Regions from separate parts of the Homo sapiens genome. Here region 2 is linked to region 1. Evidence: chromatin contacts called from ENCODE Hi-C or POLR2A ChIA-PET data. All regions are on one chromosome and are shown on one strand. Each heading gives the region's core, a stretch centred on a gene start or an enhancer-like site at or near the end of the contact. The rest is flanking DNA. Distances are from core to core; before and after follow the strand shown. Region 1 overlaps SMG6 (SMG6 nonsense mediated mRNA decay factor). Region 2 overlaps SMG6 (SMG6 nonsense mediated mRNA decay factor).

Region 1 (4,096 bases), core at 431-2,930:
TTTTAATAGACTGATGGATATCCATCAAAACTTACCCATGATTCTCTAAGATGGTAGAATTAAACATGTTTTAAATTTTCTTTTTTCTCTGTATTTTTGTAGTTTTCTGAAATTATCACAATACTTTAGTAATAATGTATTGTGTAAATGTATTTTTAAAAATTATAATGATAAAAAGAAATATTTGAAATTAGATAAAACTAGGTTCTAATTCTGATTGTTTACTTGCTGTGTTATGCAAATTACTTAACCATTTCCAAACCTGTTTCTACGTCCAGTACCTTGTGGATGGAATACATTTAATAAATGTTTGTTGAATTAAACTTTCCTGCCATAATGTGTTCGCCACTGATTGCCAGTGTTTCTCCCCTTCCCATAAAGGAAGATTCTGTTTCTTATTTTGAACTTGAATTTCAAAAGAAGCAACTTAGGTTTTGAGGGTATACCAGTTGTCTTGTTTTTTTTTGACATTTTGACATTACTGATTCTTCTAACTCTTCCTGCATTCCAGAAGAACTAACAACCTCATAGATCAATTAGGGAATATTTAGCTCATCTTGAAAATGGAATTATTTTAGCTTCATAAAATGCATAAATCCCTCAACTAGAGTATGTCTCCATGGGGACAAGAGACTATATAATATTTTAGCAAATTCCTAACAATGTTCAAGGCTAACTCCAAAATTAGATGCTTATTCTCACAAAAAAGGGCCAGAAATTTTGAAAAAGTTAGGTGCCTAATCAGTGATTGATTGATTGATTTTCTAAGGTCTGAAAATGTATAAAGAGTTTAGGCAAATAAGAAATTAACAGATTGTTGATTTAAAAAAATTATGTCTTATAGGTAAGTATTTGTGCCTTGCAAAATGTTAATACCTTAGAATTATATTTTTAAAAAATTCTGTAAGACTTCCATGATGATGAAGTCATCAGAATCCCTTTGAGATGGTAATGTTACAGTAGACTGCTTTGAGAAATCACGGTTTAAATCTTCAGCCTACTTTTTCCCCCCCTTTTCTTAGCCCCAAACTGTGGGGACCTCTCTCTCTCCCTCTGAAGACAGTAGAAAGCCAAATCTGTAAAAAAAATTCCTATTACCTCACTAATGCTCTTGACCCCATTCCTTGGATACCTTGGTTGGTCCCTTCCAAGGGAGATTGGGGTAGCTGCTTTACCATCGTGGTACCTGCCATCTGAGTTTCCACCTTGCCCGAGATCCCTGAAGGCCAAAAATTTCTGCCTACTGGGAAGAGGCAGAAATACCTCTATGTGTGCGCTGTTTCTTTAAAAGAAAGTGTAGCGGAAGTGATGCTGCGGGGAACATCTGCACTCAGGGCTGAGGGAGAGCGCGAGATGCACTGCAGCTGGTGTAAGGCCCTGGCAGGCTGAGGCGCTGCTGTCTATAGGGGTTTACTTCTGTCTGCATTGAAACATGGCTTGGGAAGGGGTTGGTGGCCTGCTGCCAGCCTCGGTTAGCCTGCCCTTCTCTTTCCTCTTTCCTCCTCGCCGCCCCCCACCCACCCTCACTCCCCTCCCTCATGCTTTAAAGTCGCATTTCCAGGCCAGACGTAGAATTAATCTCTGGGCACTTCACATTGCTGGCAGCTGAAAGCAGGATGTGGGATCTTTTTTTCTCTCTCTTTCTCTCTCTGCGTCTTGGCTGACTTTTTTACCTCTCGAAGAATTTGGAAGGCCGTGAGATCCCCCCCCACACACACAAGTACTGTGGAGTTTTTCAGCACGCTGATCACCCTGCTGCGGCTTCACCCTAATAGACTTCATATGTTGATGCAGTTGACATCAGTATCAAACTATTTTACATGTGATCTGGTGTATTTCCTGAGGAAATCTGCAAGATATTTATTAAGAACTAATAAAATAAACCTCTCCATGAGTTTTTAGGTAGTTTTCAATTTTTCATGTCTGTCTCGTTTCCTCTTATCAATGAGTTGCTATTTTCTCTCTCTACTCTGACCATCGCAAAAGGAAACAAAAATAAATGTTTTAAACTGTTCCTGAAGGGACAGAGAGAGAATAGTTCTGCCATGATGTATCAGCCGGGACTGTATTTTTAGTGCAGCATTGTAGAAACTAAAAATATCCTGTTATAGTAGATCCTTTTTATAGGTCTGTGTGTGTGTGTGCGCGCGCGTGTGTGTGTGTTTATAATGTACGCACAAGTGCCTTTGTGCATCAGCAGCCACTCTTCACATTACAGCTGGACTCCATTAGTCCTTGAAAATTAATGTAATCCTAGTTAAGAAAAAAATTAATTACTGTACCAGAGCTGTGTTTTATCCAAAGCTAGTGTTAGCTCCCTAGCTGGCAGCTTAGTTTGAGAGGCTCCAGGGCCCCGTGGAGTTGTGGCTTTGGTATCGCAGCATTGGCTGCTGTGTTTTTCCTGTCGAGAGCATTCCTCAGTTCTTTAGGGCTAGACATGTGGCATGCAGAAAGTAACCACAGACCCCTCTGCCTCAGTGAAATATTATGTTCCAGTCTGGTCATCCCCCAAAATGGTGTCCGTCACAGGTTTCACTCACCTGCCATAGCAGGTTTTCTTATCAGGTTTCTTTCCAAGAGAGCTACTTCGACAGCGGTATCTCTGTTCATGTTCTTGAGAGGAGAAATAACATTTATCAAAGTCCAGGAGACACATGGAATTTAACCGGGAGGATTTTGCATGGACAATTAAGAATGACAGTCACATTTTGCCCTTACTTTTTGTTTAAGGATTTGACTAGTTTGTTTAATATACACCTTTTATTATAAATGAGTGTGTCAGCGTTGACTGCCGGTTTCTAGTCAGACTTCTCAGCACCAGCCCTGGGTGAGGGGCTGACTGGCTCAGCATGTGAGTAACGTCTCCAGCTTTGTCATCAGTGTTCTGGGAAGAGATACGGGGCACAGCCGAGAAGCCGTTGCCGTCCACCTCGCCTTCACTCTGCAGCTCTTGTGCAATTGCCTGCTCTGTTGTTGTTTGTTTTTCTTCTTCGGGAGCCTGGATTGGGGTGGGGGGGATTGAGAGTGGGGTAGGTAGGAAGATTGCTGTTTCTTTGCTGGTCAGACTCTCCAGGCTCTCTGCGGAGAGTCCAGGCAGGATCTGTCTGACTTGGATTGCAGTTCTCTTTTTCTGCTGAGCTGGGGTGTGGGCAGCCTAGGCCTGTGTAACTCGTGACAGGCCTCCCAAAGTGCCATGATGGCATGGATCCTCGTGGAGCTGTTGAGAACAAAAACAGGGTTAGTGACCTTTTGTTTCTTTTTGGGCATGGGTTCTGAGACTTATCTCTGGGCCTTATGTTCCTGCTAGTGACTCTAGGTCCCCCGGTCCTCTCCCCATCATCCCCTGGCTGACAAATGGTTGAACTCTCAGCTTCCTGTACTTGATCCCCAAACAGTGTAGTTCAGTAAAAGTAGTAATTAGGGCTTTTACAAATTTATTTTATTAGTGAAGAGAGTTGGTAGGTAATGGGCTGTAATTCTAACACAGCCAGTTTGGAGATTAATAAAAAATTTTAAAAGAGCAGTTTTTACCAGAGGCAGTGGGCCCGTTATTTCAAGTTCTCGGCTGAGCCGAAATCAGAGTGGGGTGGGATCCGTGGTAGACTTTGTTGCTGGGAGGATGCAAAGCCACGTTCCTTGTTGTTACAGTCTGTGCAGTGCCCATCCTTGAGGGTGTTTTACCCTGGCATTGGAAAAAAGGAAACCTTGTTTTCCAAGAACTCTGCTCTCTCTCAGCTTGATAAGCATTTAAAAATAAAAGCTGCACAATTGAAATTGGCAGTGCATCCTCATTCTTTTGTCTCTCTGTTTATTTTTTTCCCTCATCCCTCAACATGTGTGCTACAGCCCATGGTTATTACACCCTCAAGAATGATGGCCTGGAACTCAGCAAACTCGCACCAACGTCTGCCCGCCCTGCATTCTGTTGTTTGAAGCTGGCTGCGGCATCAGGGCCTAGCGCTGAGAGGCCGGGTGGATCAGCCTCCACAGCTCCATCTGTGGCACATTTCCCTTCTCTGAAGCTGCTGCTTGGAATTTTGAGCTTCTCCAGAATCCTGATTGTCAGCTCAATCTTTCTTGTTAGTTTTTGTAGTTA
Region 2 (4,096 bases), core at 999-3,498, 67 kb before region 1:
TGCTGTGTCATACCTAATAAATGCAAGACCGAATTCAGACTCAGGCACTGACCTTAGAACCTGCACCTCTAGCCATGCCAGGTGAATATAAGATAGGAGTTTTGAAGAATGGGTAGACGCTGGGGAGAGAGAGAAGCTAGCATTTTAAATGTATTTTGAAACAGTTATGGAAAACATTGAAAATGTACATGAAGTTGGAGAAAAAGTGAGAAAGCCTTTTGGATATTCTTTCTGCCTTTGTTTCAATGTTTTCCTTTTTCCTTCTTTCTGACCCACTTCCTTTTTCTTTACTTCTTCTTTTCCCTATTAATTGCTTATAAATAGACTTGCTGAATTTCTTGAATAATATCCATAAAATGTTCAACTCAGCTACTTATTTATTTTAAAAAATTATCAATAACAATGGCAACATCATTGATTAAGTACAGTTAAGTGTGAGACAGTGGACAACACTTTGTAAACCTGAGGATACTCCTCCATTGGGTATTATTACTCCCATTGTAATGTTGAGGATATAGGAACTCAGGAAGATTATTACATAATAATGTAATAATCTTGGAGTCTTTTGTCCAAAGTTTCCGAGTCAACTCCTGGATTAGCCAGTATTTGGACCAAGGTCTGTCTGGCTTGTAATTTCGTGATTTCATTATAGCATACTGACTCTCTGATAAGAACAGGAAATATAAAGTGAATTGAACATCATGCTTTTTCTAAGAACAAGATGTAATTTCTGTTTATATTTTAAGAGCCTGTTTATTCCTTTCTCTCCTTATGAGTACTTGGTTCTTGGAGCACCTCTGCATGTAAGATATAATACTGTGCAAGAAGAGATCTGTGATGTAATTGCAATGGCTTCTCCTGTGGATAGCATTTCTGATTTTGTTGTTGGGATTCCTCTCAGTTTGGGAGACAGGCTGGGAGAGATAGTAGGGTTTCCTGAGTCAGCTGCCTCTTGCTGGAGTTAGGACGAGAATTGGTTGACTGAATGTCTCTGGCCTCTTTCCACAGAGGAGGAAGCTTGACGCTGTCTATTACTATATGCGCAGTTTAGCTGCCAGCAACCCTATCCTGACTGCCAAGGAGAGTCTCATGAGCTTGTTTGAAGAGACCAAGCGGAAGGTGAGTGGGGATGTGGCAGAACCCTTCCTTCCTCGAATAGTGCATTTCCCTGAGTGTTGGTGTGCCCTAGCTCTGCGCACCGGCAGGATCGTAGCCAGTGAGGTTTATCCAAGGTGCAGTTATTGCTCAGTGTCTGTGTGTCCTCGGGGAATGACTCATAGTGTCCTTAAATGGTCCCATCAGACTGTGCTGGTGGGTAGTTGGTCAGCCCCTGTGCAGAACAAAACTGTGATCTTCAGGAGAGCTTTCAGGGGCCCTTGGATGTACATGTACGTGCTCTACAGCCTTCAGTCTACAGAATTAATAACTATATGAAACAAAGCAGATGACACTCTGCTACTTTGGGACTGTGGTACAGTATTTTTATTGTCAAATAAATACCGGTGAGGTGAGGCTTTTCTCTTTGTAAGCTGAGTCTCAGGAAAGTCTGAGCTCATGTGTGTTTTTTGTTTTTGAGACAGAGTTTCGCTCTTGTTGCCCAGACTGGAGTGCAGTGATGCGATCTTGGCTCACTGCAACCTCTGCCTCCCGGATTTAAGTGATTCTCATGCCTCAGCCTCCCGAGTAGCTAGGATTACAGATATGCGCCACCACACCCAGCTAATTTTGTATTTTTAGTAGAGACAGGGTTTCACTATGTTGGTCAGGCTGGTCTCAAACTCCTGACCTCAAGTGATCCGCCTGCCTCCGCATCTCTAAGTGCTGGGATTACAGGCGTGAGCCACCACACCAGGCCATGAGCTAATGTGTTTGTATGTTATATAGGCAGAACAGATGGAAAAGAAGCAACATGAGGAATTTGACCTGAGCCCTGACCAGTGGCGGAAAGGAAAGAAGTCTACTTTCCGGCATGTTGGAGATGACACCACTCGCCTGGAGATCTGGATTCATCCATCCCATCCACGGTCTTCCCAGGGCACTGAGTCTGGGAAGGATTCTGAGCAAGAGAATGGGCTGGGCAGCCTGAGTCCCAGTGATGTAAGTTCCTGAGAATGATGCAATGAGCCAAACTAGCTCAGTAAGCCTGGGTGCCCTGGTTCATACAGCTGTGAGGCACAGATACTTCCCACTGATTGCAAGGAAGACAAACCACTTGAGGCTCCCTGATGGTCTTTTCCCTTCTCATGTACGCTTCCTTTATCTTTATTATGTACTTCCCTCTCTCACCACTATGTGTCACTGCAGAATTTAGTAAAAGTAGGATTAGAATTTTTTTTTTTTTTTTTTTTTTTTTGCTGCTTTTTGTTCAGCGTCATCAACATGATGCTTTAGGATTCTATGTGGGATTTTGTACTTATCTTTTCCTCTTGGTTGACCTTATATTCCGAGAATGAACTAAAGTAGCATGGATAGGTTAGTTAGTCTGATTTGTGATGGGCTTTCTATGGGATATCCTCTTATAACTCTTGGGCGGGGACTTTTTCCTTTAAGCCAGGAGAAATGACAGTAGAAAAATCACAGGCTTGTTTAGAAGATTTCTCCTCTTCATTGACTCAGTAAGTAATTATCGACAGTGTGCCAGTCACTAAAGATAACAGTGAACAAGATCTCTTGCTGTCTCAGTGCATTCTAGTGGAGGACGCAAGAGACTTAACATTGTAATTACTTCTGTTTTTGGGGTGCACACCCAGTATATGAGAGCACATAGCCATGGGACCAAAGCAGCCATTGGTCAATTGAAGTATAAAGAACAAGTAGGAGTTAGCTTGAGAAGGAAAGGGAGGTGGTAAAGTGATTCCCAGGCAAAGGAAATAGCATATGCAAAGGGCTGAGGCTGGCTGGGGGAGAGAGAGCACGGTAGGTGGAAAACTGCAGTGGCTGGTTCGTTGCGCCTTAAGGGTAAAATTCACCCAGTGGGTGGTGTAAGCTGGGGCTAGATGTTGAAGGGTCATATGATAAATTATTTGACCTTTATCCTGAAAATAGTAGGAAGCTATTGGATGCTTTAAATAGGGGAATAACATCTGCTCTTCAGAAATAAACCCTGGCCGCTTTGTAAAATGTTTGGAGAAGAGTAAGACTAGAAATAGGAGACAAGGAGGGTGCTGCGGTAGTTCCAAGTGAGATATGAAAAAGACTTGAACCAAGAAATGGCTTTGGAGGTGGGAAGAAGTGAACAGACACAAGTCATATTATTACAGTAGAATCCAAAAGACTTGGTTGAACGTGGGGAGCTCAGGGAGAAGAAAGAGTCAAGGTCTGGTGTGGTGGCTCCCATCTGTAATCCCAGCACTTTGGGAGGCCAAGGCAGGAGGTTCGCTGGAGCCTAGGAATTCAGTACCAGCCTGGTCAACAAAACGAGGCTTCTGTCTCTGTAAAAAAATTTTCAAAATTGGCTGGGCATGGTGATGCGGGCCTCTAGTTCTAGCTACTCAGGAGTCTGAGGCAGGAGGATTGCTTGAGTCCAGGAGTTCAAGGATGTCATGAGCTATGATCCAGCGTAGGTGCCAGAGCAAGACCCTGTCTCAAAAAAGTCAAGAATGAGCCCAAGAGCGTCAAGGCTGCACCACTGCACTGCAGCCTGAGTGATGAGTGAGACTCTGCCTTCCAAAAAATAAATGAATACAATCAAAAACAGGGTCGGTCTCTGTTGCTCAGGCCAGAGTGCAGTGATGCGATCGAAATCCTGAGTTCCAGTGATTTTCCTGCCTCAGCCTCCTGAGTTGCTAGGACTACAGGCACATGCCACCACACCCAGCTAATTTTTTGTAGCGATGGAGACTTGCCCTGTTGCGCAGGCTGGTCTCAAACTCCTGGCCTCAAGCAGTCCTCCCGTGGCCTCCCAAAGATCTGGGATTACAGGCATGAGGTGTATCATGTCTGTCCCATTTTATTTCTAATTATACAAATAATAGATGAATATATTTTTGGTAAAAACTTTAAATTCTTGTAGGTAGACTACAACGTGGTAATTTGTTTTCTAAACTATTGATGAAACTATATATTTTTAGTTTGTACATCATCCTTGGGTAACTAT

Evidence for each region. Hi-C counts contacts between places; a loop is a spot of excess contacts on that map. ChIA-PET counts read pairs that join two places held with the same protein, here RNA polymerase II (POLR2A). Pooled maps may share reads with other maps.
Region 2: a loop to region 1 is called in a pooled map, with 4 times the contacts of the local background. The contact joins two enhancer-like sites. A Hi-C loop is called at or near these places in 7 of 50 pooled maps. POLR2A ChIA-PET finds 5 or more read pairs at or near these places in 7 of 52 experiments (CD4-positive, alpha-beta memory T cell, GM12878, activated CD4-positive, alpha-beta T cell and 4 more).

Annotation. Positions count from the first base shown.
Region 1 is chr17:2,213,280-2,217,375 of GRCh38, reverse strand. The region is part of intron 10 of SMG6 (SMG6 nonsense mediated mRNA decay factor); the gene reads left to right. Among named protein-coding and RNA genes, the nearest start is that of SMG6, 88 kb to the left of the region's middle. RefSeq lists enhancers at 1,004-1,213, 1,576-2,424, 2,779-3,978 and a silencer at 1,524-1,573. Within about 2 kb of position 1,680, at least 33 of the 41 ENCODE cell types and tissues checked have a DNase peak (open chromatin) inside an H3K27ac peak, as active enhancers do.
Region 2 is chr17:2,280,648-2,284,743 of GRCh38, reverse strand. SMG6 (SMG6 nonsense mediated mRNA decay factor) reads left to right here. Exons shown (of 19, transcript NM_017575.5): 7 at 1,009-1,119; 8 at 1,885-2,097. Among named protein-coding and RNA genes, the nearest start is that of SMG6, 21 kb to the left of the region's middle. Within about 2 kb of position 2,248, at least 2 of the 41 ENCODE cell types and tissues checked have a DNase peak (open chromatin) inside an H3K27ac peak, as active enhancers do.